2 separate regions of the Mus musculus genome follow, and region 2 is linked to region 1. The links are chromatin loops, found by intact Hi-C in ENCODE. Cell type or tissue: heart. All regions are shown on one strand. Links, peaks and the distances in the headings refer to the core of each region. The heading gives the core; the rest is flanking DNA.

Region 1 (15,168 bases), core at 7,169-15,168:
ACAGTAAAACCACTGGGGATTGCTTTTACCCTACCACCCGGAAGAACCTGGAACTGACATAAATCTTTTTTAGCAGCCAACCCATCTAGACTTTTGGTTAATAAGTATATTTTTCTGGTTACCCAAGACTGTCTGAGCTCAAGAGGTTGATGGAAAAGAGTGCTCCCTTTAGGGAGGCAACCTCACAAGTCAAGACTGTGGATGCAGTTGCCATGCATCCTGGGTTCATGGGTCAGCTTCGGGGTCTTCCAGGGCTTGCGTCAGTAAAGCCAATTGCAGATGGCATCATCTCAGACTTGTTTTCTTTTTCTAAGCTGGATGATTCTACTGTTGCCAGGGAATTGGCTATCACAGATTCGGAGCACTCTGATGCTGAGGTCTCCTGTACAGAAAATGGCACATTTAACCTGTCAAGAGGCCAAACACCTCTAACAGAAGGCTCTGAAGGTGAGAACCTTTGGCCTGAGTTGATAGTAACTCTGACTTTTGCATTGTAGCTTCCCTGGATGGGGCTTCCTTGTGCCCCCTCCTCTCCTGAGTGGTGGTGTAAGTAATAAATCTGCCCAAGGGTGTGATATGACATGGCTGTTATGCTGCCCTTGAAGCCCCCAGTCTCTTATTAGTCATGGACACAGTCGAGGAAGACAGGCAGTTCTCTGCCCATCAGCAGTCATGACCATCTGAGTGTTGACAACAAACTAACCAGTCTTGAAGGTTTTGCTTCATCTTAACCAGTACAGGGTGGGAAAACCTGGTTATATAGGGTTGACTTCTTGTGGGTGTGGGCACAGAGAGCATGCAGCTATCATGTTTCACACAGCTGTATTCTCTCAGACCTAGATGGCCACAGTGATCCAGAGGAGTCATTTGCCAGAGACCTGCCAGACTTCCCTTCCATTAACGTGGATCCTGCTGGCCTGGACGACGAGGACGACACCAGCATTGGGATGCCCAGCTTGATGTACCGCTCCCCACCAGGGGCTGGGGATACCCAGGTCCTGCCTGCTAGTCGGAATGAGGCTGCACTGCCAGAGCTCCTGCTTAGTTCCCTTCCTGGAGGATCTAACCTTACCAGCAACCTTGCCAGCCTGGTCTCCCAGGGTATGATCCAACTGGCCTTGTCAGAGGCCTCCCAGACAGACCCTTCTGGCCCACCTCCCCGAAGAGCAACAAGAGGCTTCCTCCGGGCCCCTAGTTCAGACCTGGACACTGATGCTGAAGGAGATGATTTTGAACTTCTGGACCAATCAGAGCTGAATCAGCTAGACCCTGCCAGTTCTAGGAGCCACTGAGAGACTCCTTTGAGGGGGGTCACTGTGCTGTAGGTTATTTTCCTCCACCCCACTTACTGTGATGGGGCAAGGGAAGAACCCAGTCTTGTCCCCTGAATTTTATCTGTGTGCTGGGTGGCCTGGCTGATGCAGAGGCCTGCTAAGAGAACGTACTCTTACCTGCTGCCAGTGAGACATCGTATCTGTGCTTAGTCACTGAAGTGAGAACATACTCCCGCCCCAAGGGAGGCTTCTCTCCATCAGGGTGGTACACGGGCAACAAAGTAGGGATTTGATTCCCCTTTGAGGAGGTAGTGCTGTTTGCTTTTAGGTCTGGGTGCTCAGGGGCCCTCACTGATACAAGAGCCCATCTCTTCTCCTCACCTCACTGGAGCCACAGAAGCCAGGCAGCAGCTACAGGAGTTATCATCTGTGTCTTTTACCATGATTTGATTTGTGTTCTCAAAGCAAGTGTGCCCTTTGGTTCTGCAGAGCAGGCCCACTTCCTGTCCCTGAGCCCATCTTCATTTCTAGAGGGCTGACCCTGAGCACTCCAGAGTGCTTGCAGAGTTTGAGAAATGTGAACATGCTGTGGGGCTGAGCCTCTGCTATATCACCGTGAGCTGTAGGATCAGCTGGCTGGCTGGGTTGGTGAGTGCCTACCTTGAGGTCTCATGAAAGCTCCTGGAGCTGTGTGGTTGTCTTTGGTGCTGTTAACCCTTGGCTCCATTTGACCATCAATCTGAGCAATGAGCAAAGCAATATCATATCCATGTTTATGTCCCTCCTCCTTCCCTTGCTCCTCCTCTGGAGAAGCACTAATTACACAGGGGATAGCAAAGTAGCACTTTACAAATGGCCATGGCGTTCATCCCAAGAGCCACCAGCTCTTCTTACCATACCACTTCCTAACTCCTGTAAGGATGAGCCCAGTTAGTAAGGATGTTGGTAATCAGCAGAGACCATTCTCAAGGGTAGGTGTTCTGCAGCCCCGAATCAAATCATGTGAAAACCCCTTAAATGATCATTGGTTCTCAACCTGTGCCAGCATACTGCCTCTCTGTCTCCCAAATCAGAGCTCAAGCCAAATTCTTCTATCCTCTTTCCCTCTTGCATTAACCTTTGCTGATCCTCAGGGACCACTCCCCCAGCACTTTTGTGTTTGGGTGAGGGATGTTGGACAGAGCCCATTTTTATGTGCTGCAGGTTGGGGGTTGTGCTAACACTTTTGCTCTTGGTTGATGGACAAGATAGAGGCCAGGGAGTGAATAACAGTGAGAAGAGGAATGGCAGGTGCCTGTTTCATAGTCAGTGAGTGTGAAAGTTAGGCATAATAATGGCATCTCCCCACTTTAGGGTTCTCAAATACTTTGGACATCTCTTTCCTTAGAGCCAGGTAGATGTCTTACAGGTGAACTCGATGATGTGGAAAAGAACAAAAAAAGGGAGGTGAGGGAAAGGCTTGGGGTTTTGCGTGTTTGCATGAGTGTGTGTAGCTTCATGCTTTGGGAGTTGGCAAGAGGAAGAGGGAGGGAAGGGGAGCAAGCAAATCCAGGTCTTTTCTTGTACCAGTGGAACCTGCTCTGAATCTCCCAAGTCCTCCACTGTGAATTGGGCTGGGTGGGGGGGTGCAGGGGAATAAATCTTGTATGAGAACAATCTTTTAAGAGACTGCTGTTTCGTTGTGTACTTCCTTGATAAGTCTTCTCATTAATCTGATAATAGCTAATCTGGTGTGGTGATCCTCAGAAGAGGAAGCCCAGGTGGATGTCAGGGACCCTCCTGCCCTTTCTGTTTTTCCCTCTTGAGGCCACGTCTCCCCCCTACAACCAAGACATAAATATAACTAATACCTTGCGGGCATTTGTCAATTGTTATTTTTTTTCTCTTTTAGATTTATCTTTTTGTTTGTTTTTTTAGACAGGGTTTCTCTGTGTAACCCTGACTGTCCTGGAACTCACTCTGTAGACCAGGCTGGCCTCGAACTCAGAAATCCGCCTGCCTCTGCCTCCCAAGTGCTGGGATTAAAGGCGTGCGCCACCTCGCCGGGCTCTGAATAATGGCTTAATGAAGTTTTAGGTTGAAGGACTGAAAAATTAATACTGTGCCCTTCCACTGAGCTGCAAGGACAGCTGCTCTTTGACCGTCAGCAGACCTCAGAAACTAGAAATATTTATTTCAGGCTCCTCCGGACTGGCCACTGTGGTCAGGAATGGAAAGCACCTGCCAGGTGTGGCAGCTCATAACTGGAGACTTCAAGCTTTGTGGCTTGAGTAGCCCCCATTCCTAACCGTCTTTCTTGGGCGTTCAAATGACACTAGGTGTCGAGCGCCCCCTACATGCGACACGAAAATCGTTGGTGTCCTTGGCGTTCACAGCCACCCTCTGACAAAAGTACCTACAGGTCCTTTATACGTGAGAAAACTAGTCCCACTCCTGTGGAGGACTAGCTCTGTGCACCCTTGAGCGGCGTGGTAGATGACCCGGCTCCCACACCACGCGGGTTTAGCTCAAGGTCACGAGTGCTCAAACTCGGCCTAACAGGGTCTGGCGGCTTATAGAAAGGACCGCTCACCACAGGCAGCACTGCGGGCCCAGGAGGCGGCCGCTGACCTGTCACTAAGGCCGGGGACTGCGACTTCTTGACAGCCGCTACTAGGGCTACGGGGTCCCGGAAGGTCCGGGTACTCTTCCGGCAGGCTTCTTCCTTAGCCAATCAGCGTTAAGGTCCCGCCTCCTCACCGGAAGGAGGCGTTTCCCGGAGCAACCGACCAGTCCAGCTCTCGAGTTTGGTGGCGGGAAAGGCCATGAGTAAAAGCCGGGCCGAGGCTGCGGCTGGAGGTAACGGCAAAGCCCGCAAGACCCGGGAGGGGAATAGGAGAGGGGGTCGGAGGTGACCCCCATATCCTACCTCGTCTCCCGCAGCCCCCGGGATCATCCTGAGGTACCTGCAAGAACAAAACCGGCCCTACAGCGCCCAGGACGTGTTCGGAAACCTACAGAAGGAACATGGACTGGGCAAGGCGGTGAGAACCCCCTTTGCGGGGGCTCCCTCCCCGCTGGACTCCCTTGTTAGCCTTGGGTCCTGCCTTCCTTGTCACAACAGAAATCTCCCCCGTCTGGGGTCGCGCTAATTGTTTCACCCTCTCCTCTGCTAGGCGGTAGTGAAGGCGCTGGATCAGCTGGCCCAGGAAGGCAAGATCAAAGAGAAGACCTACGGCAAGCAGAAAATTTATTTTGCCGATCAGGTGAGAACTCAGATTAACACTCACCTGAGAGCTTGTCTGAGTGAATCTCAGCATTTCGTGTGTTGAGGCATGCCGGGCAGTGGTGGCGCACGCCTTTAATTCCAGCACTTGGGAGGCAGAGGCAGGTGGATTTCTCAGTTCGAGGACAGCCAGGGCTACACAGAGAAACCTGTTTCGGGGAAAAAAAAAAAGTGTTGAGGCACCTCACAAAATAATCTAATCAGTGGTATGAAAGAGCTTCAGATACTCTTAAGTCAGTTGTACGCTGCACGCTGCCTTCATCAGTGTTCATTTGAGCTATGAACAAAGGAAGACCCTGACTCACAACTCCTAGTCTCGTTTCTGCTATCGTTTCCTGCCAAATCATTTTTCCTCTTCCTCTGCCCCACTACCCCAAACACATCAAATTTACATTCTCCTACCCAGACTTCTCTCTGGATAATTATTATCCAGATAATATTGAGTACCAGCATCGATATGGCCAATGTTGAATGCTTACTCTCTGCCCCCTAATTGGCTTTCTAGCATTTTTCTGTCAGGAAACCTCTCTTCTCAACCCAGAGATTAGAATGTAAGTCTTTGTCTCTCTTATTTATACACCTGATATGTGTGGCTATTTGTCAATTATATCTGATTACCCCCATCCACCCTCTTTTTTGAGATTAGCCCTCACTACGTGGCCCAGGCTAGCTCAATTTTATTTATTTATTTATTTTGCAGTTGTTAAATCTAACGTGTCATCACTGCTCTCAGTCAGACCCGCCTGTCTAAAATGATGTATTAAGGTTTAATCTTGGATGTTGTATCCTGAATGATCTATCTAAATGCAGATTGAGGCTGGCAAGATGGCTCAAGAGCTCCACTGTATTTTTAGACTTTCTAAAGCATTTGGTCTCACTTATTCTGCTCTACTTTGCCATTGAGCTGTATGCCCAGCCACTTAATTAATGTACAGATAGTCCCCCTGCCTCAGCCTTCCAGGTTGCTGGAGTGAGGAGCCTGTACCACTAGCCCCAGCATCCTCTCCCACTGTTGGGTTTAGGGGTCACCTACTGGTGCTTCCATATTTGAATGCCGCCTCCCCTGATGTGTATTTTTCTCTCTGTGCCTCATGGAATCAGCTATATTTCTCTTGGCTGGCAGAACCAGTTTGACACAGTGAGTGATGCGGACCTCCACGGCCTGGATGCCAGTATCGTGGCCCTCACTGCCAAGGTGCAGAGCTTACAGCAGAGCTGCCGACACATGGAGGCCGGTAAGACTGGGCCGTGGTTTGGAGGTCATAAATTGCTAACAGAATGGTTCCTTGACTGCAGCTAAGACCCCTTTGCCAGGTGCCTATGATGTTGCATTGAAAGAAACACAGAAGCCGGGCGTGGTAGCGCACGCCTTTAATCCCAGCACTCGGGAGGCGGAGGCAGAGGCAGGTGGATTTCTGAGTTCAAGGCCAGCCTGGTCTACAAAGTGAGTTCCAGGACAGCCAGGGCTATACAGAGAAATCCTGTATTGAAAAGCGGGAAAAAAAGAAAGAAAAGAAAGAGAGAGAGAGAAAGAGAAAGAAGGAAAGAAAGACTGACAGACAGACAGACTGACTTAGCTATGGCTTCTGAGTACAACAGAGCAAGACAAGCCCTGGCCCTTTGATCACACTGCATCTATTATTCCCATTCCTTTAATTATCTGTACAGCACTCGGCTTAGCCTTACAAGGCACTGTTGCTTTTAGATGGAGCAGGAAAGAAAAATAGGAAACAGAGTGATGGTGCTCTAAGCCTTTTCTTGAGCTTTTCCAGAGTGTGGGGTCCTATTCTAGAGAGATCCCAGAGCAAGACGCAAGTTGACCTCCCACCTCTGGGACGCGCCTGCTGGGCAAGGCAGGATCCCTTCTTCACTCGTCCCAAGTGACTCTTGAGGACATGTGTTTTCAGAGCTGAAGGAATTAACAAGTGCGCTGACCACTCCTGAGATGCAGAAAGAGATTCAGGAGTTAAAGAAGGAGTGTGCTCAATACACAGAGAGACTGAAGAACATCAAAGCAGCTACCAACCATGTCACTCCAGAAGAGAAGGAGAAGGTGAGTGGGGAGGCTGCAGGCTGCCTGTGCAGGTCTGCAGTGAACAGACACAAGGAGCTCAGACAAGCACACTCCTTCCTTTCAGGTGTACAGAGACAGACAGAAGTACTGTAAAGAGTGGAGGAAGCGGAAGAGGATGGTGAGTGGGAACCCCAGGGTGCTTGTGGAAGGGACAGTCACCGGGGAAGTTGGTGTGGAATGATCCTGCCGGCAGGCAGCGCCTTGTACTGCCGCTGCTCACCTCATAAGGAGGGGCTTTGTTTCTTGTCAGACCACAGAGCTGTGTGATGCGATCCTTGAAGGCTACCCCAAGAGCAAGAAGCAGTTCTTTGTAAGTGATTCTTCTCTTTTGCTCCCCTGGAATCTTTGCCCAAAGGACTCCTTCATTACTTTCTTTGCCCCACAGGAGGAAGTTGGAATAGAGACAGATGAAGATCATAATGTTTTGCTCCCCGACCCCTGAGGGGCCCTTGGTGGAGGTGGGAACAGAGCGTCCTGCGCTGGCCACCTTACTTAGTGGCCTTTTTATTCTTGCTGTTCTCCACCTTTGAGCAGTGGACGGAGCACAAAGCCATAGTGTTAGATAGAGGCTGGTGATCAGAAAGGACGGTCATGTCCGTTTTGTACAGGCCTCAACAAGGACTTAAAACAATCCTAAAAGAAAGTATTTGTAATATTTATTGTAATATAATTTGATATAAAAATACTTAATTTCCTCTGGATGATCAAACCTCCCAGATATCAAACCTGGGGAAGGCAGTAGGAAACATGGGATAAGAGTACAGAAAGGGTGCCATACACCAACATTTGAGACTCCCAAGGGATCGCCCTGGCCTACCCCCAGAAGACTTGAGGATCTCCTGTCCCACCTAACTCTATCCCCAGGCCCCAGGAGAAATGGAGACAACACACTGGTGGGGCAGATACACACATTATGCAGAAGAGGCTGGGGCTGCTTTGGAGGTCTGCTAAGAAGTTTGGGAAACTGCATATAACAAAAATGCACTGTGGGTATTTAGAAGATAAATTCAAATATGTAATGCTGCCTTTGCCTTTGGGAAGACAGGGCAAGAGCTGATGGGACGCTGTTTCCTGTAGCACCTACAGCAGCTGAAGTGGGCAGCAGAACATGAGGGTAGCAGGGTCAGGCAGCCCTACCCTGAGCTGGCTAGAATACCCTGGCCTTACTTAGTATTGACCACACAGCCCTAGCCTAGGCACAAGGTGGCCTTTTACCCTTCATGGCCATAGGGCTATTTCTTTTCCTTTTTTCTAACTTAAGAACTGCCAAAATACCCAAACTTGAGCCAAGTGTTGCCCAAGAGACCAAGCAGAGGCAAACGATTTCCAAATTATGTATATAGATTGTGAGCAGGAACCCAGTGGGTAGAGAAAAGGCTGAGGGGCTCAGGGTTCTGTGAGGCTCCCTGAACAGACTCTTGTCCTAGAGGCTTTTCCTAGAAAGGGGAAGGTTGGGTAGGTTCAACATTGTGGACAATATAATAAATTATTCAGAAGCTTTCACAAAACACTCAACCCCACCGAAGCTGAAGTGGGGTTGGGAAAACCAAACACCAAGTAGAAACCAGCTGACCGGTGTGAGGTGTTGCAGGCCAGTCTCATAGGCCCAGCAGTTAGTTCCATGGCCACACTCTCAAAGGCCTCTTGTTGGCTGCTCTGCAGGCTTCCATGGGCAATCAGTAGAGTTGGTTTTTCAACTGATGAAGGACACCGATCACAATCTCTCGTAGAGTCTAGGAAAGACAATGTTCAGGTGACACACAGGCCTTTAAGACGCCTGCCTAGAGTGGCCATGCTCTTGAAGGCGTTTAAAATAGTCACCCCTAGCCGGGCGGTGGTGGCACACACCTTTAATCCCAGCACTTGGGAGGCAGAGGCAGGCAAATTTCTGAGTTTGAGGCCAGCCTGGTCTACAGAGTGAGTTCCAGGACAGCCAAGGCTATACAGGATAAACCCTATCTCGGAAAACCAAAAAGAAAGAAAAAAAGCTATAAAATAGTCACCCAAGGGTTGGCAGCTTGGTGGAGTACTTCCTAGCACTCAAAGAAAAAAGGCCTGGAGAGATGGCCTGGCAGTAAAGCCTCTGGTCACTCAGTCTCTGTGGAGTCCACATAAAGATGAAAGGAAAGAACTCACTAAAACGTTGCCTCTGACCTCACACACTAAACAAACTTTTTCTTTGGTGCGGGGAGGGTGTTAGAGATGTCTCCGTGGTGAAGAGTACTTGCTGCTCTTAAAGAGGACCCAGGTCCTGTTCCCAGTACCCTCATCTGGTGGCTCACAACCACCTGCAAATCCACTTTCAGGGGTCCAAGGCCCTCTTCTGGCCTCTGGCATCAGGCAGACACATGTAGCACATGGATAAATGCAGACAAAATAAATACCCATGTACATAAAATAATTTTTGTAAAGGAAAAAAGGTCCCTGAAATGGAGTGTTGCCTACTTTTAATTTCCAAATCCCTGAACTAAGATGCAGACAAAGATGAGTGTGTCACTGGTATAACTGACATGCTGGGTATGAGTGTTCACTCCAACAGTCCTTGACTGTTGCAGTGTTTGTGTAGAGTATTTCACAATGAAAATGTTGAGAAACATAAAAGAAAGTGGAAAATCTGAGAAAAAAACGGCAGGCCTCAAGAGTAGAAGCCAGCACAATAAAAATCCTGGGGCTACAGGGAGTGAGGGTGTCTTGTAATCTGCAAACTTTCATGTTTCTAGAAACTTCAAGCTGTTGGCTTCCATACAGGACAGCCAAGGAGTAGACAGGGTAGCTAATGAGTCACCAATGACATGGGCTAAAGCTGGACCTGGCACTGAATGCTCACATCCTGGTTGCCAGCTGAGACCTTCACTGGGCTAGGCAGCAAAGACAGAGTATTAAGCTTTGTAGACAGAAACCCAAAGGCAGCTACACTTTTCCTGGAGTATGGTAAGAGAACCTCAGGCACCATGACCCCACCTGCCACATACCTGTGGCTCACAGTGTTCCTCAATCCAGCTGAAGACACAAGCTGAGAGCTCCTGGAAGCTGGCCACAGAGATAGAGGCGTTGAAAGACTGGAAGAGGGAGTCCATGATGCCTTGAAAGACGTTGAACTTGACCTGGTCAGAGACCTGGTCCTCTCCCTCATGAGGGTTGTCCTGATGTGCCTTCACGATTTGCTCATAGTTCCTGAAAGCATGCAAACAAACAGGGCTGAGGTGCTATGGCAGCTGTCTACCTGAAAAGTATGGAGGGATAATCCAGTTGGCCATGCCATAAGGGGATTCCTAGGCACCTGTGGGGATGCATTCGTTATCAGCTGGATAGACGAGCCTAAGTCAGAAACAGTGAGAAACTCTTACCTTGATGGGTATTTACGTCCTATATGTCTGTTATATGTACAAGACTGGTGGGCCAGTCAGCTGTGTCTTACAGTGACTTCCTTGCTGGGTCACCTACATGTGTTCTCCAACATAGCCTCTGAACAAGAGTGCACTTGACCTCAGCCCCCCAGCCCCCAATTCAGCACCCCTCTTACACTTTCATTATCTTCAAGGCTGTGACGTCCTTGCGCAGTGTGGATACTTCTTCCTCCTGCTTTTTCTTCTCCTTGTGTAAAAACTGGATGTAGTCAATGGCTGGAGTAGGAGCCAAGAGAAGGGTTGAGCACTGAGGAAGTCTGAACCAGGAAGAGGGCTTATTTTGTTTGCCCTTCCCCTATAAACCAACTTTTCCATTAAGGCGACCACACCTGGGTGCGACCAGGTCCTAGCCACTTCACAGACACTACTACCCCCCCTGCCCCACCCCTTGCCTGGACATACTCTTCTGTAGAACGATGGCTTTGCTGAGTTTTTGGGAGCCAATGGAGAAATCCTGCTGCTGGCAGGTAGGGACAATGGTCTGAAGGTCATCATAGCCTCTCTGGAAATAGCAGGGAAATGGGTTCCTTAGCTCAGGAACAGCAAAGGCTAGCGCACACTTTTGATACCAGTTCCATGCTCAGACTCAAAGCACAGAGGGCTGGAAGGAAGAGGTGCAGGCATAGAACCAGCCCAGCATCCCCACCCCACCCCACCCCTGCAGACATCTGGGGCTGAAGGGTCAGGGCAGGGTCCTTCCCTGCTGCCCTGGGTACAGGCTTCCAGTCACCTTAATAGCATCCCTTCTCTTCTGTTCAGCCTGAGTGTGCGCACGCCGCCTCCGGTCTTTGTAGGACTCCTTGTAGGACTCCTGCTGATAATCACTGTCCTCATCATCTAAACTCAGAGATGGAGGAAGGAGAGATCACTTTACAGTACACTAAATCCAATTCGCCCACCCTTCCCCAGTTGGAAGGACCTGGTGCCCAGAGATGTTGAATAGAAAGAACCTAGTTAATCTCTGATGAGGTGAAAGACAGTGAGCCTCGGGCTTGGCACTGTTCCTGCCACCCCCATATGGAGAGCGGAGCTCCCTATCTAGGAAAGATACTAAAATGATGGAAGAGCTAAGTCTCCCCAGGTGTGCGACGGGCTATGTTGCTGCCTACCTGTGTTGGGGACAGAAGAGGCACTGGTGGAGCCGATGCTATTAGCTCTGGACACTACACTCCCCTTGTGGGTGCTTTCTACAAAAAGCCCTGGAAAAAAGAGGCCTCAAGTCACTAAGGATTGGGGAACACTGCCATGCCTTCAGTCACCTATGGGCACAATGGCTTCAAATGCTGACCTCTCGCCATCAACTCCAAAGCCAGTCACCACAGGCCTTCCATTTCATGCTGAAATGCTCCTGTCCCAGGGTCTACACTGCCCAGAGGACTTATTTCTGGCTCACACAGGAGCATCTGGATGCAGTGACTATGACCAGCTGTCACTGTTTCCATCATTTCCCATTCTAATGCAGAGGAACCAGGTGTGACCATGGTTGCTTCCTGCCTATTCTCCAGCTCCACCCTCACTTCTCAAGCCAAGTCCTTGGCGCAGTGACAGTGGACTGTGCTCAGGTGTGGCTGGCAAGACCATAAGAATCTACAGAGCCGAACCAGGAGTCATTCCTGACCCGCAGACAATGGAGAAGGCACTCACCAGGATCCAGGCTGTTGTCACTGTAGGCATACTCGACCTGCAGCACCAAGCAAGGGAGAAGCCTGTCAAACCTCTGCCTCTAGGAAGGCACGCGCAATCCGCGAAAGCTCATACCACAGGTGCAGGGACCACTGAATGGTTAAGCCAAGCCTTGGCTGGGCCTAGGGGGGCGTCGCCCCCTCTGTATGCTCCTACCGTCCCCGCCCCATCTCCCAGCTATGACCCCCTCGTTCCCGCACACACGCCCGTTTGTCTCCCCACCTTGGCACAGGCCGGGTGAGAGCTGTCTTCTCTGCAGCCCCGGGCCCCGGACAGCAGGGGAGACTCTGGGGATAGTTGGGGAGCCCCGCGTCTTCCGGACCCCCTACGTGCACGAGCCCGACCCGCCCTCCCCTCGCCGGCGTGCGCGTCCGCGAAGCTTGCCTTGACCCAAGGGTCCTCCGGAGAGGCGCCCGGCTCCGTCATCGTGAACCTACCGAACCGGAAACAAGCCAGCGGACTGGCCCCCAACCTCCAGGAAGAGGCGAGGCTCAGTCACGTGATCCAACCCACCAATCCGCAATTGTAGTCGTGAGCGGTGTGATAGCGCTGCGCTTGCGCCGCTCCAGTTTTTAACTGAATGTTGGAGGAGGCTAAATCTGGCCAATTCGCTTTAATGTAGGCAATGTCAGCCCCTAAGGGTCCCCACTGGCCTCCGAATGAGAATCTTCAATGGTGGCGATTTTCTGTGCAATGGAGCACCTCCAAAAAGATTGTCAGAGGGGCTAGAAGTGTAATTAGTTTAGTGGTAGAACCCGAGTGAGAGTACTAGCATCTGTCTGAACAGTGTGACACCTTGTACGCACGCGCACAGCTGGTCCGCCTGGCAATTGCTGCTGGGTCAAGAATTTCTCCTACATCACATGATCTGATCTAAGGGGGCACAAAGCCACCTCCAGCATCGGTCTCCCAACACTCAGCAGGTGCAGGACGCTAAGTCTTATAAAAATGCCTTTTAAGTTAAGCTTACAGTAAAGTCTATAACATACTCAAAAGCACATAACTAGTCACTGATAGGTTACACTTTACAGCACTCCTTGACTTCCAGCTCAGACCTTGCCCCTGAATTTGGAGTCTAACGTTCCAAAGGTATCTAGAGTCACTGGAGAGGAAACAGAAAACCACACAAGCAGCACTTGGAAACATCTTTAATTCAGTTACTGGGTCCAGACTTCACCAAACCCATCAACACTAGGTAGACATCACATCCACCACCAAAAAGCGGACAGAACCTCAGAGCGGATCGCTCCCCATTAGCTGTGTCCTCATTGCTGGACAAATTCCAGCATGCTAGGCGGACTTCCAAGCTTCTCTGTGTCCTGCACAGCTTAGCTTAAAGCCCCTGAGGCCAGATAGAGGGTAAACATCAAGGCCCCCATTTCTCCTCACCATTAGATTTGTTAGTTTCAAGGGCCAGTTTGGCGCCATAGAAAATCCACTGTCAGTTCCTGGTCTGGTAAGCCTTAGGGAGGCGCTTCTGTAGAAGATTCCACGCCTTTTCCACCTTTGGCCAGGCCAGAATGATACAAGAAAAGGCAAGGTCAGAAAAGCTAACCATTGAACCTTCCCTCCCCACAACCTAACCTAGTCTTTCCCTTTGCACCAACCTGGCTCTGTGTGACATGTGACTCCCACAAGGTGCTCAGAACCACGTTGCTCTGCTCTACCAGCTGCTGGCCGCTCATCTGGCTCTGCAGCCGGCTCTGAGCGGCTGCCTCACTTAGTCCATCCCTCTCAACAATGCGTCGAACAGCCTGGGCAATGGATGACACACGGGTCAGGAAGGGTCCTAGCCCAGTCTACTGGATCAGAGCAGGAGACCGTCTGCAGTGGGCTCAGATGGGGTGCAGTGGGGTCCAGATACCTCAGTCTCAGGGATGACGACGGTCCACACCTCGTGTACCATACTCTGCCAGCCAGCTTCAAGCAGCATAGCAGCATCGATTACACACAGAGTTTTTCCTGTGAGGAGATACTAGTCACTGCCAGCAGCACCTTGCGCTTGCTGCCTGTCAGCGCACCAAATGCTGTCCTAGGTGGTGAATGGTCTGCCTGGGGCCAAGGAAGATCCCAGAGGGTGTTGCGGCTTAACTGTCCCACTTTGGCTGCTCCCGTCATCCCTCCCACTCACCCTTAGCCACAGCCACATCCATCTCCTCCCGGGCCAGCTTTGCGATAACTGGCCACACAATATCTGTGAGGATCTTCATCTGCTTCTGGGGAGGGGGACAGAGGGAGTGGGCAGAGGTTAACTTTCCTGAGAAATACAGCTGTGAGGTGGGGGGTGGGGGGGTGGGGGTTGGGGTGGGAGCAGATAAGCAGAGACTGACTTCCTGTGCCAGACTAGGGAGTGCACTGGTTCCCGCCCATGGATCTCAAGAACTCTTGAAGATGTGTGTGTTTACCTTGTTCCCAAACACCCGGCTGCCCAGGACCTTCCTATTGATGGTGCCATCTTTATGGAGAATATCTGGGTGACAAAGAAAGAAGGCTAAGCAAAGAGGTCACACCATCTTCTCACCTCAGGCCACTTCCAGCCTTCTCTGGCTAGTACCTGTTCCAAAGGCCTCCACCACAGGCTGGTAGGCAGGACCCCCAGGAGCATAGGCCCGATGGCCCAGATGGTCGCTGTCGATGATGTATGCTCCCAAGTTCTTCAGCCGCTGAGCTACCGAGCTTTTCCCAGAGCCACTGATGCCTGTGAGCCCGAGCACATAGAGACCTGACGGGAGCTCCGGCCTCTCCTAAAGACAGGTAAGAGGGAACCTCAGTGACCAGGGAGTTCAAAAGCCCAGCTTCCAGTGGAGGGCCTGTTTCTATCCTTCAGCATCTTACCACGCCCAACCAGCGAGGAGGAAGGCTTACATTTGGAGGCTGAAGCAGGTTTCCCAGGATTCGCTGGCGAAAGCTGGAGGAGCTGACCTTGTCCTCCTCATTTTCATTGTGACTCTGGTCCTTCAGCAGTTGTATCTGGTACAAAGCAAGTTCTTCTTTGCCCTGAGGTAAAGGGAGGAGGAGGAGGAGGAGGAAAGGAGTAAGAGCTAGGAGAAGGCATCTGGAGCCCCAGTCTCTCTACCTACCCCTCGCCTCCACAGACAAGTTCCTGAACTTGACAAGACAAGTTCTTCCACCCTGAACCCTCCCTTCCCTGCTCTGGGACCACAGCACTTCTCACGGGCCTCCCCCTCCCAGCCCCTCTGCCAGGCTCCTTCGGGAGTTACATTCTCAAGGCGGAAGCGGTTGACAGCCATCCCCCCACGGTAGGTCTCCTCGCTGACCACCAGGAACTCCAAGGTGGGGTCGGACCCAGCAGGCCCATAGGGATCCAGCAGGGGGACGAGTTCAAAGGTCAGGGAGGGCTTGATGTCCACCAGGAACTCAGTCAGATGCTCCACGCGCTCTGCATACGGCTGGAGCAGCTCGGGGAGCAACTTGCCTGAGGAAGGAGCGAGGAACGGTGAGATC
Region 2 (16,151 bases), core at 2,638-10,637, 350 kb before region 1:
TCAAGTGGCGGCGGCACATCTTTGATGCCAGCGTTCAAAGAGGCAGGTGGATCTCTGTGACCAGTCAAGCCTAGTCTACAGAGTGATTTTTCAGGGCAGCCACAGGTACACAGAGAAATCCTACCTCCAAAACCCAAAATATAAAGGGTTCAGCTGTTGAGTACCAGAGGACCCAGGTTCAACTCCCAGTATCCACATGGCTATTGGTAACCTTTTTCTTTTAAAAAAGATTTATTTATTATGTGTAAGTACACTGTAGCTGTCATCAGACACTCCAGACCAGGGAGTCAGATCACATTGCAGATGGTTTCGAGTCACCACGTGGTTGCTGGGAATTGTACTCAGGACCTTCGGAAGAGCAGTCAGTGCTTTTTGTTGGTTTTATTGTTTCCGAGACAGGGGTTTTATCTGTGTAGCCTTGGCTGTCCTGTAACCATGCTGTCTTGTAGACCAGGCTGGCCTGGAACTCCGAAACTCGCCTGCCTCTGCCTCCCAAGTGCTGGGATTAATGGCGTTGAGCCACCACTGTCTGGCGCAGTCAGTGCTTTTATCCACTGAGCCATCTCACCAGCCCAACTAAAAAGCCCTTTTATTTATTTATTTATTTATTTTTTATTTATTTTTTTTTTTTTAAGATTTATTTATTATTTATTATATGTAAGTACACTGTAGCTGTCTTCAGACACACCAGAAGAGGGCATCAGATCTCATTAAGGATGGTTGTGAGCCACCATGTGGTTGCTGGGATTTGAACTCTGGACCTTTGGAAGAGCAGTCGGGTGCTCTTACCCACTGAGCCATCTCACCAGCCCCCTTTTATTTATATGAGCACTCAGTAGCCGTCCTCAGAAACACACCAGAGTTGTGAATCAGATTCTAATTACAGATAGTTGTGAGCCACCATGTGGTTGCTGGGATTTGAACTCAGAGCCTCTGAAAGAAGTCAGTGCTTTTTTTTTTTTTTTTTTTCGAGACAGGGTTTCTCTGTATAGGCCTGGCTGCCCTGAAACTCACTTTGTAGACCAGGCTGGCCTCGGACTCAGAAATCCGCCTGCCTCTGCCTCCCGAGTGCTGGGATTAAAGACGTGCGCCACCTTGCCTGGCTAAGTGCAGAGTTCTGAACTGTTGAACCACCAGTGTCTCCAGCCTCAGGATTTCTTTTTTTTTTTTAAAGATTTATTTATTATTATTTGTAAGTACACTGTAGCTGTCTTCAGACACACCAGAAGAGGGAGTCAGATCTTGTTACGGATGGTTGTGAGCCACCATGTGGTTGCTGGGATTTCAACTCTGGACCTTCGTAAGAGCAGTCGGGTGCTCTTACCCACTGAGCCATCTCACCAGCCCCCAGGATTTCTCTTAATGAATCTTTCACTGAGTCATTTAGCACTGACAAGACAGAAAGTACCCTGGACAAAACTCCTTAACCCTGCACTAGCCAGCACCTGAAGTTGTTCCCTTATGCTTCAGAGATGGTGCCACAATGCAACACTGGCTGGCCTCAGCCTCAGAGATCCACCTGCCTGCCTGAGTACCATCCACATACTTGTATTTTCTGAATGTGTCCATGTGGTAAGGGGTGGGAGTGGCTTCACAGCAAGGTTTCACTATCACCCTGGCTGTCTGAAACCTATCATATAGACTGGCTCTGTCTACCAACTGCAGTAGACCAGGCTGGTTGCAAACTCCCTGCTTCTGAGGACACTTGTGTTTCTCATTGAAAATGCCAGGAACATAAACGCAAGAAACTCAAGAACGAAGACCAAAGTGTGGACACTGTGCCTTCTTAGAATTGGGAACAAAACACCCATGGAAGGAGTTACAGAGACACAGTTTGGAGCTGTGACGAAAGGATAGACCATCTAGAGACTGCCATATCCAGGGATCCATCCCATAATCAGCTTCCAAACGCTGACACCATTGCATACACTAGCAAGATTTTGCTGAAAGGACCCAGATATAGCTGTCTCTTGTGAGACTATGCCGGGGCCTAGCAAACACAGAAGTGGATGCTCACAGTCAGCTACTGGATGGATCACAGGGCCCCCAATGGAGGAGCTAGAGAAAGTATCCAAGGAGCTAAAGGGAACTGCAACCCTATAGGTGGAACAACATTATGAACTAACCAGTACCCCGGAGCTCTTGATTCTAGCTGCATATGTATCAAAAGATGGCCTAGTCGGCCATCACTGGAAAGAGAGGCCCATTGGACTTGCAAACTTTATATGCCCCAGAATAGGGGAATGCCAGGGCCAAAAAGTGGGGGTCGGTGGGAGGGTATGGGGGACTTTTGGGATAGCATTGGAAATGTAAATGAGGAAAATACCTAATTAAAAAAAAATGCCAGGAACAGCTAGCTCATGGGCAAATGTTCACTTTCCTCTAGGAGGCCGTCAAGCCATCAGATGGTTACCAAGCCCAGGTTCACAACAGCACACCTGTTTTATTTCCCCAGTCTCTTCCCACACAAATGCAATAGGCAGACACTTGTATTTTTTTTTTTTTAATTTTTAATGACCAAAACAAAAATATACCTAAAAGCGAAGCTTCTGGAAAAACCATTTGTTCTTCCCTGTCTTGTATCTAGAAAGGAAAAAAATAAACAAATGACACACAGGAAAAAGTAAACAGGAAAACAAATTCTTTGACAGGAAGCAGTAACTGTATTCAAGGAACACGGGACCCACTTACCGCTCCTCAAACTTGACCTTGGCCTCCCGCCTGGCCTTGCGCTTCAAAGCTGGGTCCCTGAACACATCCTTGTTGACAACAGTCTTGTCCAAGGGGATATCCACAGAGTACCTGGGTTAACAGTGCAGAGGCAAGATCAGCTAGGGATACCAGGAAGGCAATTAATTCCTTGACCATCTGGTGTGGTCAGGTTACAACCCTCAGCAGCATAGCCAGGAATGTCTATGGAAGCCATGCTACACCTTCATGCAATTCCCTGGAAATTCTCATTTTGTCCTCAAATTTCTGAAACTCCTTTTAAGAGGTAAGATTCACCACACCAGACCTTCCCTTCAATGCAATATCTGGCTGTCTCTCCAGCTAGGTTTTCCTTAGCCAGGTATGGCACACACTTGTAGCACCCCAGGGGCTGAGCTGAGACCTCAGACTAGCCTGAGCTGAGTGAACTTGCATGACCCTAAGAGTCAGACAGCCCCAGCAACAAATCTTGACGACACATGCTGTCGGGTCCCAAGAAATGTAGCTTAGGACCCCTCAATTCTCACAGTCTCTTCAAGGGTAATAAAGAGACTGTTCGAAAGACCTGTCACCGTACTGCTCTGGCTGGAAGATCCACCTGCTGCAGCCTGTTAAATGCTAGGATCCTAACTGTGCATTACCACAGAGATTGGGGTGGGGTGGGTGTACAGTAGTCAACTGTCAGCACCTAGGATTTCTTAGCATTTAATGCTGCCTCCATACACACAGGCAAAACATCTACATACATAAAACACCACCATCAAAACACCAAAACCACCCAAAGAAAAACAATTTAACTGGGTGGTGGTGCCAAATCCCTTTAATCCCAGCACTCAACAGAGGCAGGTGGAAGCTAGCCTTGAACTTATGTGGGAAAAAACAAATCCTAACTATGTGTTTCCGTACACACGAGTACAGGTTCCCTCTGGAGACCAGAAAAGGGTGTCTGATCTGGAGATGGAGTATAGCAGCTTGGAACCTTTTAACATCATCAGGTTCTGGAAATTAAACTCAGCAGCTCCACAAAAGTAAGTATCCTAATGACTAAGCTTTCTTTCTATCCTGGTTCAAAACAAAACTGCACAGAGCCCTCTCCTTCCACCCTTATTCGGGTTCCAGGGATTGAACTCCGGTCACCAACACCAGGCCCTAAGCTGTCTCACAGCCCAAAGAAAACCATCTCGTACAAAGGTGAGGGAAGGCAGACCAGACCCTGTCCTGCGTACCCTAGAAGACAAATCCAGCAACCTGCACTTAATAAGGGCAAGCTGGAGAACAGAAAACGAAAGGGACCTGAGACAGGATGCTCACACCTGAAACCCAGAACACAGGATTCCGAATGTGAGGATAGCCTTGTGCTAAAAGACAAACAAAAACGGATGCAGAAAGATTAATGAACTACAGACTCTATCAAGTCTACTCCCCTCCCCTAACAGCGCTGTGGTCAAACCCAGGGTCTTGTATCTGCTGGGTTACAGTTATACAAGCTTAGCATTCTCAAGATGGAGGGAAGACGATCCCAGGGGCGGGAGAGGAAAGAGCAAGGGAATATGATGGCCCTTTCTTGTTCCACAGCAACCACAAGGCTGCCTCTTCCTCAGAGGAGGATGTGAACTTGCAATTCCATTTCTGGAAGGCTCACCTTGTGGGCATGAGGTGGTTGTAGTTATAAACTTTCACAAAGGACTTGATCTTGGATCGCTTGGCGATCTTCTTCTTGCCCATGGCAGCTGTCACTTTCCGGGGATAGCGGTCAATTCCAGCCACCAGGGCATGGCTGTAAGGGCGGTCCGAGGTGCCATCGTCAATGTTCTAGACGAGAAAAGGGAAAAAGAAAAGTCACGTTACTGCTTCGGCCCCATCTTAGTAAAACTATGTTTACTGAATACACCCTCCACATCTCTAGATTACTCCTTTAATGCTAAGAGTCAACAGGACAGTAACTCTGAGTTAGCCAGTGTTGACTCCTGTCACAAGGAGATTTAGAAGTCCATCAAGGCTAACACTCAAAGTGACCCCTAACACCTTCCCCCATGAAGCTAGTTAAGGTTAAAGCCCAGACTGCAAAGCGGGCAGCCTAACTAACCGGTTCTAGCTAAATGACAGGAGCAGGAAGCTGGAGAGGCCAGTGGTCTTGTGGCTAGGACCACAAGGGTTTATAAAACTGGTAAGAGGCAAGTAGCAAAACGCTCAAACACACCCAGGGGATGCTCTCTAAGTGTAAGTAGTGTCTCCCATCCTACATCCTCTCAGCTGCCTGCAGCACCCATTACTTTGACCTTAAGTAACTTAACACCTCGAAACCTTAGTGCCGGAAATTAAGTTACTGCAAGAACTATACACCACAGCTGTAATATGTACAATACACAGTGGCCACCATTACTACCCATTATGCATTCGCCAGTGCCTATTGTTAGGACAGATCTTAAATTCCCATCCGGCTCATCTTATCCAGCAGCCGAAATCCGCACATGCAAGCAGTCTCAAGAGCCCCGGGGGTCTGGTACCTTCACGATGACGGCTTTGCGTCCGGAGTAGCGTCCGGCCAGGACCAGCACCACTTTCCCGGGTTTCATGAACTTGCCCATCTCTGCAGAGACAAAGACAAGGAAGGAGCCGCTCACAAGTGTGTAAAGCGGAAGGCCCCGGAGCCGACGTCTACCTGCGAGCCCCGGTCGTAGGCCCGCGACTTTAGATCACCCGCTGCCGACTCCGCCACGCGGCCCGGAGGTCCTGCTCGAGGGATGCGACTCCCCGTGAAGCCGCCAGAGGCTCAGAGTCCGAATGAGCCCAGCAACCCGACCCCGGGACCGCGATGGCGGCGGATTGCAAGACCCTCTCCAGGCCTTTACTCACCGACAGCAGGCAGCCGGCACCCAGCAGAAAGGAAAGGAGGGCACTTCCGCTAACCTTTCACCTTACGGAGAGGTGGCTTCACTTCCTGTCCCGCCTCCCAGGCCCAGCCATGCCCCACGGTTGGTGGTCAAAGTTGTTGGCGGAAGGAGCTCGTCAGGGAGGGTCGGGCACTGCGTTTTTGAACCAAGCTTTATTAGCAGCACGAGCAGCAGACAGGAACAGAGCGTTCCGGTTCCGGCGTGTGGAGGGAGGAGCGAGGATGACACCTGAATGTGAGCTCTGTTCTGTCCCCTTCATTGCTGTAGTCCCCTACTCTGCCACTAGGAGGAGGACAGAGTCTGAAATTCACAGTTTTGCTTTGTAAGACCGGGCTTTGCGGGGGTGTGTGTGTGGGGGGGTGTGGGTGTGTGTGTGTGTGTCAGTGGTGGGCGGGGGTGTGTTTGTGTGTGTGTGTGCTGCATAAACCTGTAATCCCATCGTTTGAGGGGCTGAGACAAGAGTTCCAGTTCTAGTCCAACGTAGGTTACATAGACTCTGTCTTCCATAGGTAAATAAATTACAATTTATTTTAATTTAAATAATTTAAAATTATTATCCATAAGAAACAAAATGACAGCCGGGCGTGGTGGCGCACGCCTTTAATCCCAGCACTTGGGAGGCAGAGGCAGGCGGATTTCTGAGTTCGAGGCCAGCCAGGTCTACAAAGTGAGTTCCAGGACAGCCAGGGCTATAAAGAGAAACCCTGTCTCGAAAAACCAAAAAAAAAAAAAAAAAAAAAAAAAGAAACAAAATGACCTCCTCGCGCACAGTTAGATGAAAAATGAAAAATGGAAAAGATCAGACAGTATCCTTATCTCCAACATTCAACCCGATGATGTCAGATATTGACTACAATAAGCATGTGGTACTCCTAGCTTTTAAAATATATTTTTAAATTAAAATATATATTATATATTTGTATATATATATATATATATATATATATATATATATATACACACATATATGTTGAGATTTAGATTTTGTTTTGTTTTGTTTGGTTTGGTTTTTTTTTTGAGACAGGGTTTCTTTGTGTAGCCCTGGCTGTCCTGGAACTCACTCTGTAGACCAGGCTGGCCTCGATAGATTTATTTTTATTTTTTTGTATGAGTATTTTGCTTTTTTGCCTGCATGTATGTATATGCACCAAGATGAGTGTCTATTCTCCAAGGAGGTCAGAGGAAAATGTTGGATGCCCTGGAACTGGTTTTACAGATGATTGTGAGTCACTGTGTGGGTGCTGGGAATTGAGCCTGGGTTCTCTGCAGATCTTCTGCAAGAGCAGAAACTGCTCTAAGTACCATCATCTCTCCAGCCCCTATTTATTATTACTTCAATATTTTTCAGTTCATTTTTTTTTTTTTTAAAGATTTATTTATTATTTTATGTAAGTACACTGTAGCTGTCTTCAGACACACCAGAAGAGGGAGTCAGATCTTGTTACAGATGGTTGTGAGCCACCATGTGGTTGCTGGGATTTGAACTCTGGACCTTCGGAAGAGCAGTCGGGTGCTCTTACCCACTGAGCCATCTCACCAGCCCCCTTTTCAGTTCATTTTAAAGGACTTATTTTCAGTTATGTGTATGTTGATATGTGGGTATGTGTGAGAATATGATGCCCACATAGGCCACAGACATTGGATCTCCTGGAGCTGGAGTTACAGGCTGTGGTGAACCATTTGATGTGGGTACTAGGAAGAGAACTGGGCTTCTCTGGAAGAGCAGTAGTGCTCTCCACTTCTAAGCCACTTTGCTGGCACTAATTTCTGAGACAAAGTCTTACTCTGTAGCTAAAGCTGGCTTGGAAGTCACATTATAGCCTAGGCTGGAATCCAGCTTTCAGTGATCCTCCTGCCTCAGCCTCGTGAGTCCTGGAACCACATCTGGATTATACTTGCATTTCTGTATCCAATAAATATTTTGGGGGGGGGGTTGAAACAGGGTTTCTCTGTCTAGCCCTGGCTGTCCTTGAACTCATTCTGTAGACCAGGCTGGCCTTGAATTTAGAAATCCTCCTGCCTCTGCCCCACAAGTGCTGGGATTAAAGGCGTGCGCCACCACTCCTTGGCTAAAAATGGTTTTATATTTTTTTTTAAACTGTCTACCCCAAGCTGCACTTGAACTCAGCAATCCTCTTGACTCAGCCTCTTCTATCTGTGACTCCAGTCTTGGGTCACCATCCCTGGCTCCAATTAAAATATTTTCTGAAGCAGGAGGTAGCATTTCCCAAGGTGATGAATAGACCAGGCTCCCTCACCTACCAATTCTAGAATACATTTCACCTGCTCTCTCCTACCTACCAGTTTTTTTTTTAATTTTTTTTTTAAAGATTTATTTATTATTATATGTAAGTACACTGTAGCTGTCTTCAGACACACCAGAAGAGGGAGTCAGATCTTGTTACGGATGGTTGTGAGCCACCATGTGGTTGCTGGGATTTGAACCCTGGACCTTCGGAAGAGCAGTCGGGTGCTCTTACCCACTGAGCCATCTCACCAGCCCCCCTACCTACCAGTTTTTAAAAACATTTTTAAACTCTTTTTTTTCATTTTATTGGAACTTACTTTTAATTGTGAAGTCAGTATGAATTAGCTAAATGTTGATTGTTAAAGAAAAAATTAAGTATGTAGAAAAATGTAAAATATTAGATATAAGGAAGGGACACCTGTTATTGGACTTTGGACTGTTTAGGCTGCCTACATTTTATAGAGATCAACATTCATTTTACACATATGTTGATATACATGAAAGTTTCAGATACATTATATATGATGTAGTTTCTCTCTATGTGTGTGTGTATTAATTGCTTTACATATGTGAGTGAATTTCCCAATTTTACAGAGAATAAAATAGCATAGAGATTTATGGATTGCCAAAAGTCAAATATTTGTAGTTTGGCTAGGTTTACCTGACAGTGGAATTTGTATGTACCCTCCATAAAAACCTCTCTTATGTAGAATGAGTGACTATAAGGATGATAGCCCATCACTTGGTGATACTAGTGTCTCATATGAAGATTTTTGCTGAATCTTGGCAGGTACTCTAGCCATAGGTGTGTGGGACAGCAATTGTCCAGCTATGTGAGATGGTTGTTCTGTTCATTTTTTTTTTTAAGATTTATTTATTTATTATATGTAAATACACTGTAGCTGTCTTCAGACACACCAGAAGAGGGAGTCAGATCTCGTTACGGATGGTTGTGAGCCACCATGTGGTTGCTGGGATTTGAACTTCCGACCTTTGGAAGAGCAGTCGGGTGCTCTTACCCACTGAGCCATCTCACCAGCCCCTTTTAATTTTTTCACAGTAGCAGCTATCCCACTATATATGTATTTTTATAACACTCCATTATATATCTTAAATATGAACAATATACATTTTAAAAAGAAATAAATAAAATCCATCTTTAGAATAAATCATATGAAGACCTCATTTACTAATGAGATTAGTATATTTTATATAGAAATAACCTTAGAACTCTTGAAAATATTTTCTTTCTTTTTTTTTTTTTTTTTTTTTTTATTTTTTGAGACAGGGTTTCTCTGTATAGCCCTGGCTGTCCTGGAACTCACGACCAGGCTGGCCTCAAACTCAAAAATCCACCTGCCTCTGCCTCCCGAGTGCTGGGATTAAAGGCATGCGCCACCACGCCTGGCGAAAATATTTTCTTTTATTCTTCTAGCATGAAATTTTCCATTGTTTATTTTCTTTAGGATTTCTTAAGTTCTGTAATGAAAAGAGTGGTTACAGATTTACCTACCTATTCATAAAATCCACTTTAGAAGGGTTTGCCTTTATGCATTTTACGGTATGATTTTCACAAATTAAACATAAACTCATTATATGTGCCACTTAATCCAGTTTCTCTAGACACTTTGTGATTACTGGGCATAAACACGTTTACTCTCACCGTAAGTTTGTTTTTTTAAGTCAAAGGTCACAGACACTTGGTCTCATTTTTCTTTTTTCTTTTTTTTTTTTAATAGTACAATTTTGTTTTGTTTTGTTTTTAATTAATTAATTAATTTATTATATGTAAGTACATTGTAGCTGTCCTCAGACACTCCAGAAGAGGGAGTCAGATCTTGTTACAGATGGTTGTGAGCCACCATGTGGTTGCTGGGATTTGAACTTCCGACCTTTGGAAGAGCAGTCGGGTGCTCTTACCCACTGAGCCATCTCACCAGCCCTGGTCTCATTTTTCAAATAGCTGACTGAACTGGAACAAAGCAGATGTTTTCAGACACTGGGTTTAAAACTAAGGTGCATAGAAACCCAGTGTGGGTGTGAATAACTTGCTTTGGAATAAAGGCTGAACAGTTTAAAAGTTACAATGGAGGTAACTTTTGAAAATTGGAACGATTAAACAAAAATTTTTAATTATACAAAATAATTTAAGCTTTCTGATATAGATAATAAAATAATTTAAACTTTCTTATTACAATAAATCTGAGGTCCTTATTTCTTATATAATTCTCCTGTTTTTTTTTTAACACTATTCATTTCTTTTTTTTTCCTTTTTTTTTTAATTGGGTATTTATTTCATTTACATTTCTAATGCTATTCCAAAACTCCCCCACACGCTCCCCCACCCACCCACTCCCACTTCTTGGTCCTGGTGTTCCCTTGTACTGAGGCATATAAAGTTTGCACGACCAAGGGGCCTCTCTTTCCACTGATGGCTGACTAGGCCATCTTCTGATACATATGCAGCTAGAGACACGAGCTCCGGGGGGTGGGAGGGTGGGGGTGGTACTGGTTAGTTCATATTGTTGTTCCACCTATAGGATAAACTTTTTTTAACGTATGTGGTGTTTTACCTAAATGTTTGCCTATGTATCTCATTCATGCCTGCATGCAGGTCAGAAAAGAGCACCAGATTCCCTGATTCTGCAGATGCTTGGCAGCCACTATGTGGGTGCTGGGAATTGATCCCAGGAATCTCTGGAAGAGCGGTCAATGCTCTTAAGCACTGTGATGACTCCCTGTCCACCAGTTTTGAAATGGACTCTTTTATCAGGGAGTAGCTGACTACGATGTTCGGCCTCTTCTACCTGCCTGGCTTGATGTTTGTCTGCACATCAAGTTCCCTATCCATCATGGCTTCCATGGTGCTCAGTGTGAGCCTGCAGGTGCATACTGACATCTCCTGAAGGCGGCCTCCTGACAAGTGTCACACCGGCTGACTGCATCGGGGAACACCAAGTGTGAAGCACTACAGAGAGCCAAAATGAATGGTAAAGGAGATTTCTTTGACACGCTATTATGTAGCTCAACAAAAGGACCTGTGTCTAGAGTGGTGGCCCATGACTATAATCCCAGCAGGAGGCTGTAAAAGGAGGATCAGAGGAGTTCAAGGTCATCCTTGGCTACATGAGTTCAAGACCAGCACAGGCTAGTGAAGACTGCCTCATAAACAAAACAAGGCCTCTTGGTGGCACAAGCCTGCTACACACAGGGGCAGGAGGATCTCTGAATTCCAGGCCACCTGGTCTACATATGGAGCTCTAGGAAACATAGAGAGACTCTGTCTTAAACATCAAAAACAAAACAACAAACAAAAAAAAACCCAAAACCCAAAAGGCTGCAGGGTGTGGTGGCACACACCTTTAATCCCAGCACTCGGGAGTAAGAGGCAGGCGGATTTCTGAGTTCGAAGCCAGCCTAGTCTACAAAGTGAGTTCCAGGACAGCCAGGGCTATACAGAGAAACACTGTCTTGAAAAAAACAAAAACAAAAAAACAAAAAAACAAAAACCCCCAATGGCTGGAGTGCTCCAGTTAAGAGCAGTCACTTCTCTTCCAGAGGACTCAGAACATGCTTTCTTGTTTGAGACAGGGTTTCTCTGTGTAGCCCAGGCTGTCCTGGAACTCACTCTGTAGACCAGGCTGGCCTCGAACTCAGAGATCTGCCTGCCTCTGCCTCCCAAATGCTGGGATTAAGGGTGTCACTACCTAGTGGCAGTCACTTTTTTTTTTTTTTCTTTCTTTCCTGTTCTGGCCCTGCTCACTCAGCCCAAAGGTTTATTTATTTATTAATTAATTTATTTATTATATGTAAGTACACTGTAGCTGTCTTCAGATGCACCAGAAGAGGGCGTCAGATCTCATTATGGATGGTTGTGAGCCACCATGTGGTTGCTGGGATTTGAACTCAGGACCTTAGGACAGTCAGTGCTCTTAACTGCTGAACCATCTCTCCAGCCCCGTGGCAGTCACTTTTAAGGCTGTCAGTTCCAGGGTCTATTGTGTACATAGAGCTGTCCCACTCACGTTAGCAGCTGCTTCCACATCCCATAGTAATTTGAGTTCAGTTCCTGGAACCCACATACTGACAGAAGAACTAACTCCAGATAAGAGCCATGGAACTCATGCTCCCTGCCCCCACCATACACGTGCAAATTTAAAAGACAATACAAGGGTGTATCTGGGCCATGCTATAGACATCTCATCCAACCCAAACACTGACAGCCTCACCAGTGGACTTAAGAGTACTGCTTTTTCAGAAGCAGTGTATATGCCATTCACTGCAGTGCTGACGCTATAGCCTGGGCAAGATGAATGAAAATGACCAAGGCCTTTTTAGGGAATGTGACCAGACAAAAACAACACATATACAAAACCTAGACTGCCACCAGATCCTGACCAATCCAGGGCAGAGAGGAAGTGGACAGTTTCTAAACAAATGCTGACCTAGATTACATGGGCTGATAGGACTAGAGGGACTTAGAGAGTGCAGAGGAGCTATGGGCTTTGCAGAGAAGCTACGCAAAATACTGAAACTTTATTAGCAATCACAGTTATATCATTATTCATGATATTTTTCAATTATCTTTTCCCCCTGGGGTTGGTGCTAAGGATTCCCAGGCAAGCACTCTATCACGGAGCTGCACGCCAAGCCCAAACACTGCCGTGTTCTTGAACAGGAAGTCAATGATGCATCAAAGTGCACACTGCAGACACAAGGTAAAGTGCATTTCAGGGAACAAAGCACAGGCGGCAGTTGGTTCTCCATCCTCAGTGAGCCCTGGAGCAAGTGCCCACTGCGAGCCTTCAGTCATGCCGCTCTGCACGCTCCTGTCTCCAACAAGTGGTGCCAATGAGTCACACCCCAGGGGGCTGTGGCACCCATCACCACCAGTGCAGTATGCTCCTGACGGATTCTTCTGAGTGCTTTCACTTCTGAAGACTGGGTCAGTCCTGAGAGGCCCACGGAAGAAAGTGACTTTCGAGAAACAGCCCAGGAGATCAGCTGTCATTCTTTATAACCAGAGGAGTGCTGACTGAGTGTGAGGATCGCCTCAGCAGGGAGACTTCATCTTAGGCTCATCTTAAAACTCCCTCTGAACAAAGGGGAATCAGAACTCACAACTGCACTTACAGTTCTGGCCCTAGGGCTCTCAAAGCTGCTTCTGGTAAAGGAAGACTGTTCCCAGCTTGTCTAGCAGGAGACTCAAGGTCAGTCAGTGTCTTCCAGAACTCCCTCATACAGCAAGAGAAGGGTGGGCACAACCCACATTTTCTAAAATTCAGACATGGCACGGTGAGTTGGGCATTAGCTGTGTGGTAATTGATTTTGTTACCACAGGCTCCAACAGCGGGCCGGGCACACTGTGGTGGGCTAGGGTCAGCGCCTTCTGTTTGCTTTTAACATCCACAGCACTGGCTGTGCACGCTTCGCATGCACCATACCACCGAGCTACACCTCTGGTCCTGATACTGTTTCTGTTTTAGATTTTACTATTACATTGATTTGTGTTTGGGCAGGGATTCCCATGTGCCATAGTTCATGTGTGGAGGTAAGAGGACAGGTAGTGAGAGCTCTGTTCTCTGCTTGTACCCCTCAGACTGCCAGGTATAATGGCAAGCATCTTGACCTGGCGAGCTGTCTCTCAGCCCCAACACTATTTTTGATGAGAGGCTCTGGCACGTCTTTCTAAAACGCTAAGAACAGGCTTTGCCTCCATTAGCTGACCACCTGAAAAGGGTGGAAAAAACCTATCTCCAACCCTTCCTCCGACTCCCTGGCTTTTAATCTACAATTCTAGGACATCTACGTCTTTAGAGCAAGGTGTGTGGGGGCTAAGGTTAGGCATTCCCATCAAAAGGCATCTTTGATGTTCTTGAGCTGGCGCACGGCCAAGTCTACAGGAAGGCTGAACTTGAGGCTGCTAAGGCGGCTGAGCAGGTTGAGGGCACTCTCAAAACCTGTGTGGGCCATGTAGCTCCAGGGCTGGTAATGGGGCTCGATGAGGGACCCTGACTTGCAGATGAGGTTCACCCAGGACACCAGGCGCTGCTCATTCAGTGCCATGCACACCAACGCCTTCAGTTCTGAGTCAGCGCTGCGCTTGAAAGGGTCATGCTCTGTCAGCACCAGGTGGATGGCTGTCAGAAGGCTCTGTTTGGGGGTCACAGCAGTGTCACCCATTATAGGCAGAGCAAAGGACTGTGAGAGCTTCCGGGCCGGGGATTCCACATATGCACGGCCATTCTTGGCATGGTAGTACTTTACAAAGAGCTCCCATGGGTGCATGGTCTCGGGGGCTGAGGAGAAAACTGGCAACAAGCAAGCAAGGGGGGCCATGACAAGGCTCATCCCAGAGGAGGAGGCATACAGTCCATGGGCCAGCAGGTCCCTCACAGCCACTGTCAGCTCCTTCCGCACAACCGTGGTCAGCTCATCCTTGCCTCCCAGAGAGAGGTCCTGGAGGTTGGCCGAAGTGATGACGTGGTCATGTGGCTGATGTCTCAAGGCTAGCTGCTTTACTCTGTCGACCGATACTTCCAGTCTTTTCAGTAAGTGGGAGTAGTCTCTGTCTGCCTGGCTCCTCTGCCACAAGGTTTGAGGGATCTGGCCCGTGGCACAGCCCAGCTGGCTAACAGTGAAGATCTGGAGCACAGCCAGCGCTCGCCGCATCAGGTGCAGCCCCGTCTCCCGGGCTCTCTTGGCATCTTCTGCCTTTGCTGCTTAGAAAACAGCGAGTGACTCATTAGAAAGAGGTCAAAGTGACACAGGACATTCAACACATCACAAGCTGTGAGCAATCCTTGCCTCTGTGCACAGTACAGGTGTCATATGAAGGCCAGGATGCAACTGGACTGGCTTATCTTCACCTGTAATACTAGCTATAACTGAGATACTGTGTAGCTCATTATTTTCTAATATACAATTCAGCTCTTGTTCTTTTCAAACAGGATCTTGCCATCATGGCAGTCCTCACCCCCCAGCTTCTCTATTGCTGGGATTTCAGGCAGGCATACCATGTCCAGATTTGCCTCAAACTATCTTCTGCCTCTTCCTGCCTCCATTTCTGAAGTGGTAGGATTACAGGTGTATGCCAACAAGCTCAGCTTCTTTTTTTTTCTCCCCAGCTCAGGATTAAACCCAGGGCTCTAGGAACCCATCTACACTAGGCATGTACTAGCCACATCTCCTAGATCTGGTCATTTCAAAATTATACTTAGGAGCTGATCATCCGGGGCTGGTGAGATGGCTCAGTGGTTAAGAACACTGACTGCTCTCACAACCATCTGTAATGGGATCTGATGCCCTTTTCTGGTGTGTCTGAAGACAGCTACAGTGTACTTATTTATAATAATAAATAAATCTTTGGGACTGAGCAAGCAGGGTTGGGCAGAGCAAGCAGAGGTCCTAAATTCAATTCCCAACAACCAGATGAAGGCTCACAACCATCTGTACAGCTACAGTGTACTCATATACATAAAATAAATAAATCTTAAAAAAAAAAAAGCTGTCCATCCATTACCACGATCCACATTTATCATCCCCAAAAGACATCCTGGGCCATATCATTTCCTCTCTCCCATTTCTTCCCAAGACCCAAGCAATCATTAATTTTAATCTCTCTCTCCGAAAACACCTATAATCCTACCTCTTTGTGTGAGAGAGAGAATGTGAGTGTGAGTATGCATGTGTGTGTGTGTGTGTGTACACCCACATGTGCAAATACTCCTAAGGTTATAAGGTCAGAGGACAACCCAAGAAAGTCTGTTCTCTCCTTCTACCATGTAAGTCCCTGGGAACCAACTCATGTCCTCAGGCTTGGCAGCAAGTGCCAACACCTGCTGAGACAATCTCACTGTCCCTTCCTTTTGCCAGACAGGCTCTCAATATGTAGTTCAGATTGGCCTTGAACTCTTGATTCACCTTGCACTTTCTGCTTTTGTAGCCTGTGCGTTCCAGGAGCCATACTTACCTTTGCCGGGTCCTGGGGGCAGTGTACTGCCACCCACCCTGGTGGAGCCGATTCCCACCTTCCCGCTGGCTTGGCACTCACAGTGTCCACCTGTCTGCAGGGGGCTTCCCACTTCATCTGTCGTCAGAAGTTACAAAAGCAAGACATGTATTTATCCCCCTCACAGTAGATTTTTACAGGAAAAATAAAGTTAATGGTGTCTACTCCATGATCAGAATGCTATAAATTATTGTGCTTCCCTGTGTGAGAGGTGCCTGGTGCAGCACAGCTGGCTCAATAATATTTGCTAAGTAGGCGAGGAGTGGATCATCCCCAGTAAGACTAACGG

Evidence for each region. Hi-C counts contacts between places; a loop is a spot of excess contacts. Peaks named below come from ENCODE experiments on the same cell type or tissue, not always from the same donor. Only the 100,000 strongest peaks of a DNase experiment are listed, where the experiment ranks them.
Region 2: it touches region 1 in a loop (4-fold over the local background); 2 of 42 quality-filtered maps call a loop at or near these places.

What each region holds. Positions count from the first base shown.
Region 1 is chr11:101,084,287-101,099,454 of GRCm38, reverse strand. It overlaps Coasy (Coenzyme A synthase), which reads right to left. Exons shown (of 10, transcript NM_001305982.1): 3 at 14,925-15,139; 4 at 14,569-14,700; 5 at 14,258-14,447; 6 at 14,109-14,173; 7 at 13,835-13,919; 8 at 13,568-13,665; 9 at 13,311-13,457; 10 at 12,836-13,207. The coding sequence ends at 13,145. Mlx (MAX-like protein X) reads right to left here and starts at 12,165. Exons shown (of 8, transcript NM_001159385.1): 1 at 12,088-12,165; 2 at 11,665-11,701; 3 at 11,130-11,219; 4 at 10,751-10,857; 5 at 10,423-10,522; 6 at 10,137-10,236; 7 at 9,586-9,787; 8 at 7,248-8,346. The coding sequence starts at 12,129. The coding sequence ends at 8,290. It overlaps Psmc3ip (proteasome (prosome, macropain) 26S subunit, ATPase 3, interacting protein), which reads left to right and starts at 4,020. Exons shown (of 8, transcript NM_008949.3): 1 at 4,020-4,112; 2 at 4,197-4,297; 3 at 4,430-4,519; 4 at 5,663-5,774; 5 at 6,447-6,592; 6 at 6,678-6,731; 7 at 6,864-6,923; 8 at 6,999-7,314. The coding sequence starts at 4,079. The coding sequence ends at 7,055. It overlaps Retreg3 (reticulophagy regulator family member 3), which reads left to right. Exons shown (of 9, transcript NM_026501.3): 8 at 315-447; 9 at 835-3,133. The coding sequence ends at 1,292. In heart, for the core only: no CTCF peak of the experiment used is centred there; DNase peaks (open chromatin) are centred at 12,154, 13,634, 14,444, 15,024 and 1 weaker place; H3K4me3 peaks cover 2,428 bases; H3K27ac peaks cover 2,387 bases.
Region 2 is chr11:101,431,871-101,448,021 of GRCm38, reverse strand. Rpl27 (ribosomal protein L27) reads right to left here and starts at 5,777. Exons shown (of 5, transcript NM_011289.3): 1 at 5,566-5,777; 2 at 5,217-5,299; 3 at 4,352-4,521; 4 at 2,692-2,802; 5 at 2,426-2,583. The coding sequence starts at 5,297. The coding sequence ends at 2,535. It overlaps Rundc1 (RUN domain containing 1), which reads right to left. Exons shown (of 5, transcript NM_172566.4): 4 at 15,824-15,940; 5 at 12,356-14,570. The coding sequence ends at 13,705. In heart, for the core only: a CTCF peak has its summit at 5,851; a DNase peak (open chromatin) is centred at 5,681; H3K4me3 peaks cover 2,379 bases; H3K27ac peaks cover 1,575 bases.